Regions from separate parts of the Mus musculus genome. Here region 2 is linked to region 1. A link is a contact called in ENCODE Hi-C data. All regions are on one chromosome and are shown on one strand. Each heading gives the region's core, a stretch centred on a gene start or an enhancer-like site at or near the end of the contact. The rest is flanking DNA. Distances are from core to core; before and after follow the strand shown. Region 1 holds the start of Btg2 (BTG anti-proliferation factor 2). Region 2 holds the start of Kdm5b (lysine (K)-specific demethylase 5B).

The links. Hi-C counts contacts between places; a loop is a spot of excess contacts on that map.
Region 2: a map of left cerebral cortex shows a loop between it and region 1 (7-fold over the local background). The contact joins the promoter of Kdm5b here to the promoter of Btg2 in region 1. A Hi-C loop is called at or near these places in 1 of 37 maps with a recorded cell type or tissue (left cerebral cortex).

The regions. Positions count from the first base shown.
Region 1 is chr1:134,075,459-134,082,216 of GRCm38, reverse strand. Btg2 (BTG anti-proliferation factor 2) reads left to right here and starts at 3,062. Exons shown (of 2, transcript NM_007570.2): 1 at 3,062-3,305; 2 at 4,514-6,758. The coding sequence starts at 3,164. The coding sequence ends at 4,848.
Region 2 is chr1:134,555,685-134,562,854 of GRCm38, reverse strand. It overlaps Kdm5b (lysine (K)-specific demethylase 5B), which reads right to left and starts at 2,677. Exons shown (of 27, transcript NM_152895.2): 1 at 2,313-2,677. The coding sequence starts at 2,516. It also overlaps a transcript of Mgat4e not described here.

The DNA of each region.
Region 1 (6,758 bases), core at 1,813-4,312:
CCTAAGTCCTAAGTGGCAGCCAACACCTTTAATTCCAGTGCTCAGAGAGGCAGGGGCCAGCTGGTCTACCAATGGAGTTCCAGGCTCGCCATGTTGAACATGTTTCAAAACAAACAAACAAACAAAGTAAAAGATTCTAGAACTTAAATCCTGATTTGGAGATGTTGCTTCTGTGTGGTGACTTGGGAATGTTGAGAGTAAGATAGTTAAGCCACTCTGTAGGCTCAGGAGAAGAGAAGCCGGGAAGGAGGAGGCCTGCCTTTGGTTCTTGGGGAGCACGGTGCACTACAGCATCAGAGTACAATCTAATGGTGTCTCTGCAGAAACCCAGCGGATAATACCACGCTGCAGCAGCACCCCCAAATCAGGACTTAAGTTCTAGAATTGTTTGTTTTGTAACACGGTTTCAAGGTGTAGCTCTGACTGGCCTAGAACTCTGCAGGTAGACCAGGTTGGCCCCTGCCTCTCTGAGTACTGTGATTAAAGGTGATTGCTACTACCACACCTAGCCTTAGAATTGATTTCAGGGTTGGGGACACCTTACCTGTGTGGCCAAGCAGCAGGGACTGGGGAAGCCAATGACAACAACACCACATTTGTAATCTGCAAGCTATATCCTGTCCTGGCTCTACTGAGTGGTCACTGCATAAACTGCAGAGAGATGTGAACATACACATAGGGGCATGTTTGAGTTAAAGAAAAACAAGGCTGATGTTTTGGGTTGCAGAAAGCTTTTTTCCATTAATCTGGTTATAGGATGTTAGGCCCAGAACACCAAACCCGAGCCAAAGACTCTGGGAGATGACAGTAAGAGTGTCAAATTCAGGAACTGAACAAACCAGTCAGATCAGGCTTGTGCGCTTTGACCTATTCGGCTGCCTTCCTTGGTGGCTAGCCTTGGTCAATTCTGGCCTTGCTGACAGCTGACCTCTCTGGTTCATTGCATCTAGGTTACCTTTCTACAAGGTCAGCCCTGCTTCCTGTTTAAAAAAAAAAAAAAGCAGGAATAATCACCTCACCCTTCCTGTCCCAGCCCTAGAGGAGGGGCAGTGAAGAAGCCATCCAGGGGTGTGTTTAATGCCAGATTGCTAGAGTCCCAGGGCATTTTGATTCACCCCGAGAAACAGAAGGAAGAACATTCAAAATGAGAGGTGTCCGGGAAATATGAGGCATACAACATAGTAGCCCACTCCCAAGTCCCTTGTAAACTGATGCTGGGCCAGGGGGAGAGGTCCTGCTTGTAAGGCTGAGGCAGGAGGATCCCCAGTTTGTGATGAGCTAAGTGACCACAGGGGTAACATCAGTTCAGCATTGGGAGGATGGCATGTGTTTTCAAGGTGAAGTTTCAGGGATCTGCAGGAGTATGCATTGGCGGCTAAGAGGTAGGAAGGTACTCCGAGTTAAAGACACAGCCATGGTGTGTGAGATAAGGGCCATGTTATAGACAAGTGAATAGTGGGGGAAATTCTGTGACCCAGATGGCAGAGCTGTCGTGATACTGTCTTCTGACAGTGACGAAAGGGACCCTATAGTACAAAGTGGTAGGAACCTACAAAGGTAGGTCGTTTGTAGAAAATGATGAAATGTCTTGCTGGTCAGGCAAATGAGTCCAGGCAACCTGGCAAGGGGGGGAGGGGTTGTCTCAGATGGTTTGAGCAAGGCAAGAGCAAGCAGATGGACACTTTAGAAAAAGACTCTTTCCGGGAAGGTGCTTTGGGCATGGGAGGGGAAGGAACCCACTGAGATTATTTAGGGATGAAGAAGCCAACAGTCTTGGGACCAGGTCTGAGGAAGCAAAAAGAGGGTCTGGGTGCTATAGGGACAGTGATCAGTAGCTTTGTCTGAAAGGGGGAACAGGGAGGGAGGTAGCTTTAGAGGGAGCACTAGACATTTAGAGGGAGGGATAGAGCATGTGGGAAAAGGGACAGAAGTATTGATGGGAAGTCCACTGAAGAAAAACAAGCAGCAAAACAGACAGTGGAGAGAAAAGGGAAGAGGGAAATGGGGTAGGGTGGATACAGAGGATCCAGGTAGGGAAGCTGGTGGCTCAGACCAGGGATACAGGGAGAGAAGCCTGGCTTAGAACTCAGGGAAAACAGGATTTTACACAAGCCATGGCGCTAAATTCAGGCCCCATCCTGTGCAGGGCTCAGAGATGTGGGTGACAAGTTGCCCCACTCAGTAGTCTGCCTAGCTTCCTGGCACCAGTCCCTGAGCCCCTGCGTGTAGACAAGCCAGACCTGAAGCCTTTCCTCTGGGGAGCTAGTGTTTACAAAAGCCTCAGTGCACAAAAAGGAAGGAAAACAATCAGGGAAGAGGGAGGGGCAGGGAACTGATGGAAAACTTTGTACAATTCACACCAGATTACTTAAACACACACACACACACACACACACACACACACACACACACACACACACACACACACACAGACACTGCCATTTAAAGGAAAGTGAGTGCTGGAAAAATAACCCTACGGACAGAAAATACTCTCCTCGACACTCCTCCCACCAAACAGTGAGAGCTGATTACTTTTAGGCAATTACAGAAGAGGAAGAGCAGAATTTGTTGGGGGAGGTGGAATTATTATGGAAGCAAAAAGAATACAATCCCCATTGCTGAAAACACGAGGAACCCGTTTTGATCAGCTGGGGGGATGAGTGGCAGAGATGTTCAGGTAGGGGGGTGAACGGCTCTGTCAGTGTCTGTCAGGAGACATGGGAGAAATAACATCGGCGAGGGCATCCTGGAGGAGGCAGCAGGCAACCTGGGTTTTGGCGCTGTGCAGAGACGACGTCCGGGCATGCCCGGTGTAGCGCGCTTCCTCTGCCCAGGTCCAAGGCCCTCTCCCGCCTGCCTCCCACAGCACGGGAGTCCGGTGCTTGTTCCCAATAATGACGTCAGTGAGCGATGACCTCAGCGCCTGGGAGGCGCGGGCGAGCTGGCGGGCGGGGCGGAGAGGGGCGGGCGCAGGCGGAGGGGAGAGGCGAGACACCGGAGGGGCACGCCCCCATCCGCCAGCGTCGGCCAATGGGCGCCACCGACGGCTCCCCGCCTCCCCGAGTGGTATGAAAGGCGCAGCCCGGGGAAAGTCCGGGCAGAGCCCGAGAGGTGGCCAGACCGTCATCATCGTTCTAATACAGCTACTTCCTCAGCCACCGGTATGAGCCACGGGAAGAGAACCGACATGCTCCCGGAGATCGCCGCCGCCGTGGGTTTCCTCTCCAGTCTCCTGAGGACTCGGGGCTGCGTGAGCGAGCAGAGACTCAAGGTTTTCAGTAGGGCGCTCCAGGACGCACTGACCGGTGAGCACACGTCGGGGTCTTGGAACCACTCGGGCGCGGCCACTTCTTGCCTGGGGTGTCTTTATCACTGTTCTGTGACGGGGACCCCTACGCGAACAACTCCGGGTCTCAGATGTCTTTCTCTAATTAATCTCTGAGGCCACTGATGGTCCTCTGTCCCTTCGGTTAAGTCCCCGTCTCCCAGCCCTCCAGTCCCCGCCTCGCTCCCGAGGCTCCGACCCTCTTCCTTGAGTACATTCTGAGACCCTGACAACACCATGAGAAAAGTCAGTGTGTGTGTGTATTCAGAGTCCGAGCTCACCCTTATCTCCGAATCTTGGAGAACAACAGACCCTCAGGGGATGTGAAGCCAGGCCAAGCTGTGCGACTTTTATGCGCAATTGAACTTTCTAGACAACTCTTGAGTCCTAGCCACTGTTGCTGTATAGTCCTGAGCCTGTCATCATACAGGCCCATTCTGCCGCGTGTTTACCCGCTGCAAGTTGTAATCTGGGCCCCCTTTGTATTTTTTCTTTTTTGGTCCCTCTTCACCATCTGCCACCTATTGTAGTACAGAAAAGAGCCTGGTAGCCTAGCCAACTGCGAGGGCGGGGAGGGGGTGTGTGTGTTATGGAGGCAGGGTGTGAGGGACGGAGGTGGAGGAGTGATAAGCCACCCTTTAGCCTCTGTCCGCAGCTGTTATAACTGGTTGGTTGCCTTGGGCTGCGATAGCCATCTCTCAACATGTTGGCACAGATCTGAGGACCAACAGCTGTTTCATCAAAACAAAACCATTTTTTATCCCCTTACCTTTGCTAAAGATCTCAAAACTCTTCTGATGCGGAAGGGATGAGAGGCCTTGTGACTTGTTGGGCAACCAACAACATTGGCCGCTTACCTACCGGCTTTGAAATTTCAGTGCCTTGGTCGTCAGAGGCCCTGCCGGTTCTTGCTAGCCCTTCCTGCCTTAAACAGGATTGTGCCAAAAATATCCATGACCACCATAGAGCATCTACCTGAAAGCTCTGGGGCTGCTTTCCAGTGTACAAAAACTTGGAAAGGACCCAGGAATCTTTCTAAGTGGCAGGGGGAGTTTAAGGAGAGGCTCTTAAATACTGTCGCTGAGAAGAGGAAGTCTCCTCCCCAGCCCTCTCCCCTCATCCTCCCCTTGTGGTAAACATCAGAGAATGCTTTCTAACGGCGCATCTTCCTCTTGTTTTTTTCCACAGATCATTACAAACACCACTGGTTTCCAGAAAAACCATCCAAAGGTTCTGGCTATCGCTGTATCCGTATCAACCACAAGATGGACCCCATCATCAGCAAGGTGGCCAGCCAGATTGGACTCAGCCAGCCCCAGCTGCACCGGCTGCTGCCCAGTGAGCTGACCCTGTGGGTTGATCCCTATGAAGTGTCTTACCGCATCGGGGAGGATGGCTCCATCTGTGTCCTGTATGAGGAGGCCCCGGTGGCTGCCTCCTATGGGCTCCTCACCTGCAAGAACCAGATGATGCTGGGCAGGAGCAGCCCCTCGAAGAACTATGTGATGGCCGTCTCCAGCTAGATAGGAGCCACCCGACCCTGGCACTCTACTGTTCTCATGCTGCCCTGACAACAGGCCACCGTATACCTCAACCTGGGGAACTGTATTTTTAAAATGAAGAGCTATTTATACATGTTTTTTTTTTTTTTTTTTAAGAAAAGAGGAAAAAAACCAAAAGATTTTTTTTAAAAAAAAAAGAAAAAGAAAAACAATTCTTTAAAGGGAGCTGCTTGGAAGTGGCCTCCCCAGGTGCCTTTGGAGAGAACTGTTCTTGATTGCATCTGTGAGCCAGTGTTTGCCTAGGGGAATGGGTTGGGGATTGGCCTAGCCAAGGTAAAAGGGGATTCTTGGCTGATCCCCCCAGGAGGTGGTGGAAGGGAGCAAGGTTAGCAACTGTGAATGAGAGGGGTCAGGGTCTGCTCTGGGTTACCGTCCCAGCTGGGATGCCTGTATGCCTGGTCCCTCTCTTACTCAGGGGCATTCAAGCCTGATCTTAAATAATACTACATTGCCTAATCTTCTCTTTTGTTTTTCGGCTGAGATCAGGGGCAGACTGAAAGGCCTCTCCTGTCCCTTCTGTTCTAAGCAGTCTCTTGAAGCCGTGTCTCGTTTCTGAGTCTACCCTTGGGGGCCTGAAGAGCTTGCTTCCCAGCCCGGAATCTGTCTAAACATTTTTTGGAGGGTGGGATGTAAGGCAGGCGCGCAAAGACTTTGGGGCTAAGATGGAGAGGACCTGCACAAAACCTTTGCTTTGCTCTGTGCTGCTTTGTATGGGTGGATAGTGAATAATTTAGGGATGATTTGCAATGGAATTTTGGGACCCAAAGAGTATCCAATGGGGGTAGGTCTTTTGGACCCAGTCCTTCCTTTTGGGAACCACACGACAGTCTGAATGCTGCTACCACTATTCCTTTGAGAGGTGGCTCAAAGCTCCAGGGAACTCCAAGTCCTTTCTTACTGCCTTCTCTTCAAGAGCAACCTTCCCCATTTTTTCTTTCCCCTTTCCTGCGGTTGGGTCCTGGAGGGCCCTATTTCCTAGGACAAGCGTTCTCAGTCACTGTGCAATAGTCCCAGGATGCTCTGAGACCGGACCTCCCAGCCCCTCCTGATGCCCTGGTAGGTTTTAGGGACCCATTCTTCCCATTCTTCTAGGGGTTCTGACTGGCTGGTGGGCCTTGCGGAGATCTTCCTGGGCCACAGGGAGGGCACCTGTGCACTGCAGGACTACCTGGTATTCTTGTAGGGCTGCCATGAAGAGTCAAACCTTGGGCACAGCTTTAGCTCCTTGGTGCTCAGAGCACCTGTGGGGGAGGTTACCTCTCTCTCTCTCTTAGTAAAATCCAAATTTATTTGTAGATGTGTGCAATATTTACTGTTCTGGGTTGGAGAAAATTGGGAAACACTGGGAAGAAATGGCTTTCCTTCAGGTTCAGTGACACTGATGAGGGCTTCTTAGAAGGCCTCAAGTCTCTCAAACTGAAGGACAGAGCTAGAGCTAGCCCGTCACCCCTTGGTGAGGATTCCCTTCCCCGTTTCTCTCCACCGCCATGGCATCCTGTGTCCTAGATTTCTCAGCTCCTCAGTTTCTGCTCAAAGGTGCTATTTACCAAACTCTCTGCCTGCCCGGGCAGACAGGCCCCAGCTTCGCACAGCCTTCCCAGGTGGCTTCGTCTCTCTTGCTTTAACCTTAACTCTGGGCCCACAGACCTGAGAGCTGTGGCCTACAACAAAGCTGTGAATTGTTCCAGATGGTTCTTGTGTTTTGTCCGCACACAGGTGCCTGCCGTTTAGAAGCTGCCTCCTGGTCTCATGCTTAAATCTTCAATTCTTTACTGTCCTTGTTCACTTTAGAAATGACAAACCCTAGAGCTGGACTGTTGAGCAGGCCTGTCTCTCTTATTAAGTAAAAATAAGAAATAGTGGTAAGTTTG
Region 2 (7,170 bases), core at 1,428-3,927, 480 kb before region 1:
CCAAACAAAGACTGTTTATGGTCTCTTAAGAAGCCTTTGTTCCAGGACCCCTCTGTTCAAGAGCTACAACTTCTGGGTTTTCTTTTTGTGGTTCTATCAACAGCAAATACTGGCAAACTCTTCCACACTGACACAGGAGTTTGTTAAACAAAGGAGGAAGCAAGTCCCCTTCACACAAAGGAGGCTCCAAAACAGTTATGTTTGTACATTATTTCTTCCTCTTTACCCCTTCTCCTCTCAGGCTGTAGTATATAGTAGTCTCAATAGAAAATGGTGGCCATCATGTGTGACAATTCAGAATGGGAAAAAGCAAAACAAATGCACAAATCCTAAAGGCTGCCATTAAGCTGCTAGCCCACATGAGGAAATGGGTAGCCAAACCTAACCAAAGCAACTATTTTTCGAAGAAAATAGCTCTATAAAAGGCAAAGTCGGTAAGAAAAAGGACCTACCCAGTCCTAGTGCGCCACAATGCCAACATGGAGGGCAACTCACAGGATCCTAACTCCTCTTAGATTTTGGTTTCTAATAACTTTGTCAAGTTTCCTAATTTCTAGATAAAAATCCCATTAATGCAAGCATGCAACAGTCACATTCATCTTTCCTGGTACATTAAGATAAAGCTAAATCGCTCAATGTTTGAAACGTGGTCCACATTTCAGAATCAAAACCCTAGGTCTAACCAGGCAAGGGTGTAACTTCTGCAGGCCTCTACAGTAAAAGAAACCTTCCATCGCCTCTGTCCATTTCACCAGAAGAAATGAATCTATTTCCAAACATTTCCCCCCATACTAGCTGACCTGGCCAGTTATTTTCTGAGGCATTTCATTTCTGCTTTCAAAGTTGTCCAAGAGCAACTAAAATATGGTATCTGTGTTTTAATTTTTCTTTCGTGGGGGTAGTGAAAGGATAAGGCTTTATTCAGGGATCTCTCGCAAACATCTTTTCTAGAACGTCTACGTACACAATCCCCTAAATCAAAATGCCATTACATAGAGCAAGTTTAAGGGAGAAAGGGGTAAAAGGCGTGGGGGGGGGTCTTTTTCACTTGAGAGCAGGGAAAGATAGAAAATTCTTAAACGGTAGGCAAGGCAGTTAAACCTTTCCAACCGACCCGGCCGGTCCAACGGTCGTTTAGGCCAACTCAGACTCAGGTCATCCCAAAAGGTAGGCGAAAAACCTGGGGTGTCGCAGCGCATCCAGTTCCGGCTGCGGGGGGAGGGGGTACGGGGAGGGGGACGGGGACGGGGAAGGAGTGGGCCGGGCTCTCCGCGGACGTTGCAGCCGTTAGGGCCGTCTTGGGGACACCCCACCCCTCAGAGCCCCCCAAGCTCGAGGCGCTAGAGCCCCCGCCGGGAAGGCCGAGTAGGGAAAGCTAGGGACCAGGATGAAATCTCCAAGAGCTCGTCTGACATCTCCCCTACAAGCACAGCCTCTCCACCTCAGCCCCAGCCAGGCCTCCCCCCCCCCCCCGCGCCGGGAGCAAAGCAGTCCGGCCCCAAGTCCGTGTGGGAGCGTCCGCCAGGACCTGCGAGCATCAGGGCCCCCGCCGCTTGGCCTGCCCCCACCATCCTCAAAGTGTCGTCCCCCCACCCCGACCCTTGCACCCCCACCACCACTCAACCAGCCGCTCCAGACCGGCCCAGCGGCTCCTCCCCTCCCCCAGTAGCGCCGGCCGCCCCCTGGCCCAGCTCGCCCTGGGGACTCCCAGAGGCCGAGGGACCAGGTGGTGGTGGGGGACCCGGGTCCGGAGGGTGGGGCGCTCAGGTGAGGGCAGCTTCGGGCCGACGCCGCCACCACACAAAGGACCAGGGGCTCCCGCCGCCATATTGAAAACTTTCCTCCTCACACGACAACTCGCAAGTCCCCCACCCCCACCCATCACACACCCCCGCACCCCGAGAAGGAGGCGAGGACCAGCCACGGAGCCGTGCGGGCCCAGAGCCCTGCCTCCGCGCCCGCGTCTCAGCCGGGCTCGGGAGGACTCCCCAGCGACCACCCCGGCGGCTGCCAACCACTCCAGCCCGCACCGCTGCCGGGCGGTGCAGCGCACCAGCCCCCGGAGCCGCACCGACCTAGCCCCCTCCGGCCGCCCCGCCGGAGCCCGCGGTCCTCACGGCCCACATCCCACCCGGGACGGGGGCCCCCGCGCCTTCCTCCCACCGCCGCATCTCCGACCCTCGGAGCCACCCCAAACTTGACCGGGCCCGCGGGACGACCGCTCCCCGCCCCCGCGCCTCCGGCCTCCCGGGCCGCGCGTCCTCGCTCCCTCCCCCAGCCGCGAGCAGGATCCGGGGTGCTGGCTGACTCACCGGCGGCGGCCGCACCTTACAGATCCCAGTCTGCTCGGCTATGGGCCGGATCTTGTGGATGAAAGCGAAGGGGTCCGCGAACTCTTCCCAGCTCGGCTCGAAGACCGGACACTCGGGGGGAGGCAGGAACTCTCCCAGCGGGCCCGGGCCCCCGAGGGGCAGCGCCGGGCGCGGGCCTGGGGGCAGCGTGGTGGCCGGCTCCATCACCGCGACCTGGGCAGGGGCGAGCACAGGGCAGGCTCCGCAACCGCGGCAGCGAGCTCCGCTCCGTCCGAAACCCGTGCAGACGCACAGCTCGGGCGACAGGTCCGACTTCTACTAGCAACGGCAACACCTAGGGCTTTTTCAGCCTTCCTCCGACGACGTCTTGCCGCTACCCCACGCAGTGCTCCTCCGCCGCCACGGCGAGGAAAAAAGTCCCTGCTGCCACCCCGAGCCAGGTCTCGCCCCGCCCCCTAGCCGGGAGGGGCAGGGGCCTTCCGCCTGGGATGTTTATCCTTAATGCTTCAGTTAACCTCTGAAGTTTCAGAATTCTTCCTCTCAAGAAGTTAACAGTCTAGTAGGGAGAACAGAGTTACAATCCATCAATCACGTCATATATTTTGGCACGAAAGATTTGCTTAGTAAAACCCGAGAAGCAGAGTACTGAAATTGGAGGATTCTCCAGGTAGAGAAAACACCTTGAACACAAGGAGCAGCAAGGACAGACACATAGAGTAATGAGGAGAGCAATAACTCTTCGAGCACTTGCTTATCCTAGACACTGTGTAAAGTGCAAGTGCTTTTCGGGATTGTTTAGTCTGTGAGGGGATTAAGCATTTGACCAAATCCAACAGTTCAGTCTATTTACTGGAAAGTAGGGTTGTTGCACAGAAATCTACACATATACAAGGTTGGACTTGAGCAAAAGCATCTTGAAATAATCCAATCAAGGAATGATGGGGCCTAAATAAATTCAGCAGCGCTATAGGTTAAAGTGAAATTGTAGGAAATAAAAGTTAGACTAGGACGGGACCAGAAGAATAGCGTACTAAGGGTCTGACAGATGGCATCCCTGGGACAAGCATCCATGAGCATGTTCTAGGGAAGATGTATTCACCCCTGAACAGGCTGAGCCTGAGATGTCTCTGCTACAAAGATTTTCAACAGGCTAAAAGGTACAACAGGTCTGAAGGAAAGAAAGAGATCAGAGTGTTTCAGAGGAAGCAATGGAAGAGCTGAGAGGTTAAGTAACCATGAAATCCAAAGATGGGGGATGGCCCCAGAAAAAGTCAGGTCATAAGTAGAACTTGAACACAAACATAATTTCTTTTTTTTTTTTTTTGTTTTGTTTTTTCGAGACAGGGTTTCTCTGTATAGTCTTGGCTGTCCTGGAACTCACTTTGTAGACCAGGCTGGCCTCGAACTCAGAGATCCACCTGCCTCTGCCTCCCAAGTGCTGGGATTAAAGGCGTGTGCCACCACCGCCCGGCGATTTCTTTAATCTAGAAAGCAACCAAACTCGTGGAAAGACTGCCTGCCACTGTATAAGGAAGGATCAGTGGCTCCACAGCCCTCCCTTCAGAATAGACCATCACTCAGCCTCTGGGTTTAGATTTTAATAGGACTAATGTGACCTAGGCTGGCCTGGAACTCTCTACATAGCCAAAGATGACTCTGATCTCCTGATCATCCTCCTGCCTCTACCTCTTAAACGCTGGGATTACAGATATATCCTATCACACAGAGACCATGGTTCTTCAGCTTAAAAATGGAAAGAGTTAGAAGTTAGATGTGGTGGCGCACACCTTTAATCCTACACAAAGTTCCAGGCCAGCCAGACCTGCATAATGAGCTTCCGCATCAAAGACAGAGAGAGCCGGCTCAGCAGATTAAGGGCATTTGCTTCCGCCTTAGAGGATGTAAACTTAGTTTCCAGATCAATGCCCATCAGCTCCCAACTGCCTCTTCACCCCCAGCCTCAGAGGCTCTGATGTCTCTCCTGGCCCCTACAAGCAACACACACATTTTTTTTATTTTTTTATTATTTTCCTCATTTACATTTCAAATGCTATCCCAAAAGTCCCCTATACCCTCCCCCGCCCTGCTCCCCTACCCACCCACTCCCACTTCTTGGCCCTGGCATTCCCCTGTACTGGGGCATATAAAGTTTGCAAGACCAAGGGGCCTCTTTTCCCAATGATGGCCAACTAGGTCATCTTCTGATATATATGCAGCTAGAGACATGAGCTCTGGGGGTACTGGTTAGTTCATATTGTTCCACCTATAGGGTTGCAGACCCCTTCAGCTCAACACACATTTAAAAAATTTTTTTAAATATAAAAAATACAAAACATTTTTCAGTGAAGGGGAGAAAAGCCCCAGTCTTTAATAAGCTCTATCGAAGTACCTGGCCTCTAAAACAGTTCAGCAATTCTTGAAGAAGGCAAAACTTTTCTTAGCTCTACAGGGATTTGGAGCCTGAATAAGACATATATTGTCTTAAATAATAATAAAATAAGACAATAATATTGTCTTAGACAATAATCTGTTCATTAAAAAAAAATCATTGTAAAATGAGGTGATACAGCAGGTTATAAAATCGTGGGAAACCTAGGGAAGAAGTATAGAATTTACCACATTTTTGAGTCAAGGTTTCACTATGTAGCTCTGACTAGCCTGAAACTCACATATTGGCTGGCTTCTAACTCGGAGGTGCTAGGATTAAAGACGTGTCACCTCACCCAGCTTGACATATTTTTAAACCTTGCTGATTTTTTTTTCCGTGATAATGTATTGAGGGGGAAAAATTGAAATGGGATTGCATACTTGTAGCCAAAGCTGGCCTGGAACTCACAATGAAGCCCAGGCTGACCTCATTCCCAAAGGCTAAGATTTCAGATGACCTGTCATATTGACTGAAAAAAAAAAAAATCCTTTATTTTCGCTCTTGGCCCTGACCCTGGATGTTATAAACGTTGTGTGTGTTTGGGGGTCTTCCTGGAGTTGACTTTCTGTCATGTTCTCTGCTTTGGGAAAGGACAGTACTTTCACCTTTGACGTTAGCATCCTACAAACCAAGTAGGTTATAATTTTCAGACCTCTGGACATGAATTGTGGGTATGTAACTGGAAGGTACGAACTTAGGAAGTCTCTCAGTTGACTATGACCTAGTCATCTTCTCTCCCAACTTTCAAGGTCTACTAGTGCTGCTTCCTCCATTTCTGGTAGTGATCCTAAATGATGAGATGCTACAGATCAACCCAGAGAGACGCTGAGGGAGTCGGCGGTTGCCAACCTAGTCAAGAGAACCTAGGGCCTGAGAGGGATCTCTACTTAAAGGCAACCGCTCCCCCGCCCCTCAGAAGACGCTTCCCCTTGCCCTTTATGATGTGTGTTTACATGGGCGGAGGGATCCCTCTCCAGCTGACAGCCACACCGCGGCCGGCTCTTCTTTTTTTAAAGAGCCTAGCCACAGGCGATGATTGGCCACGGCCCGAGCCGACTCAGCCTCCGGGGGCGGGGCCCGGCCCGCATTGTCTAGTGCAGGGCCGGCTGGACGCCCCAGAGGCCGGACCTGGGTAACCCGGGCCTGGAGGTGCCTGGTCTCAGGCTCCCAGAGGGCTGGGAGCGAGGGCTGGGCGGAGCCACAGTGCCAGGTTCTCGGGGAAAGAGGGGCTGCAGCCCCGGCGCCCGGAGTAAAACCGAGCCCGCTCAGAGTGCCACGTCTCCAGGAACCCCCCTCCTTACTCTTGGACAACACTCCGCCTCCGCCCCGGACTCCGTCCCCCAACCACCCCATGAGTGCTGGAGAGCCTCTGGATACATCCCTAGGGATCGATGTCTTTATCCGGCCCACTCAGCCGTCAGACCTCAACCTCCCCCAGCAGGCTGAGTTCCAACTCCGGCCTGCACCCCAAGGGCGCAGCCTGTGCCCTAAATCTGCCTGCTGGTCTAAGAGGCGCTGGTCCTCCTTCCGGTCGCCGTGCAGTGGAGACCAGGCTTCTGGGTTCCAAACGCGAAGAAGGACTTTTCCTCTCGCTCTCCGTCGATGTCGCCCCCACCCCTCCCGCGGCGCTCCGGGTCTGAGCCACAGATGGGGGGCGGGGGGAGCAGGCCTGGCTCCCCAGAAGCCCGGGAGGGGGCGGCGGCTAGCGCAGCACGTAGCGCACGTGTCGGTTCTGCTCCCCACCCCCCTCCACAGCGCTGCTGCCTCGACGGGGCTCCGGTGCCGTCCGTGTGCCTTCCTTCCGCCCTGGCCTTACTGTTAGTGCGTTGGGTCTACTACTACCCGTATTTTCCCGTCCCCATCCTCTGCTTTCCCAAGTATCAGCAATGCACCATCTCAGTTTCTCATCTCCAGTTCAGTGATATCAGAACTCAGCACCTTTTGTACTCTGGAATATTTGGTGTCAGGTGTCTCCTGGGGCAACCGTGGGATGTCCGTCTGCTTTGCTTGTTTTGTGTCTTTCCAAAACGTCTCGTTGCTACTCTTTATTGATAGTTTTATAGCTCGGCATCCGTTTCCCAGCGGAGTCCCTGCTAACTCCTCAGCACGTGCCCCACCCCTTGGTAAGCCGCTAGAGGGAAGGTGTAAAGTCAGTACCAGGCACGTGGGAGTTGCTCCACAAATATTTGTAGAAAGGGCCTTGAGTTTCTGTGACTCCAATTGTCTGAGGTCGAAGCTTTGGGCTGGACACCGAGAAGAATCTAGTCGTCTCACTCGGTGGTGAAGTGTTGGGCAGCCCACACAGTGTGTGAATATAGTGAGATAAAGCTTCCTCCCCATTCCCTCCTCTGCTTAATTCCACTGGAACCAGTATCGCTCCCTCTCGGCTGCAAGGCCTTCCCTGTGGGATAGCTGTACTCTCTTGGTCCC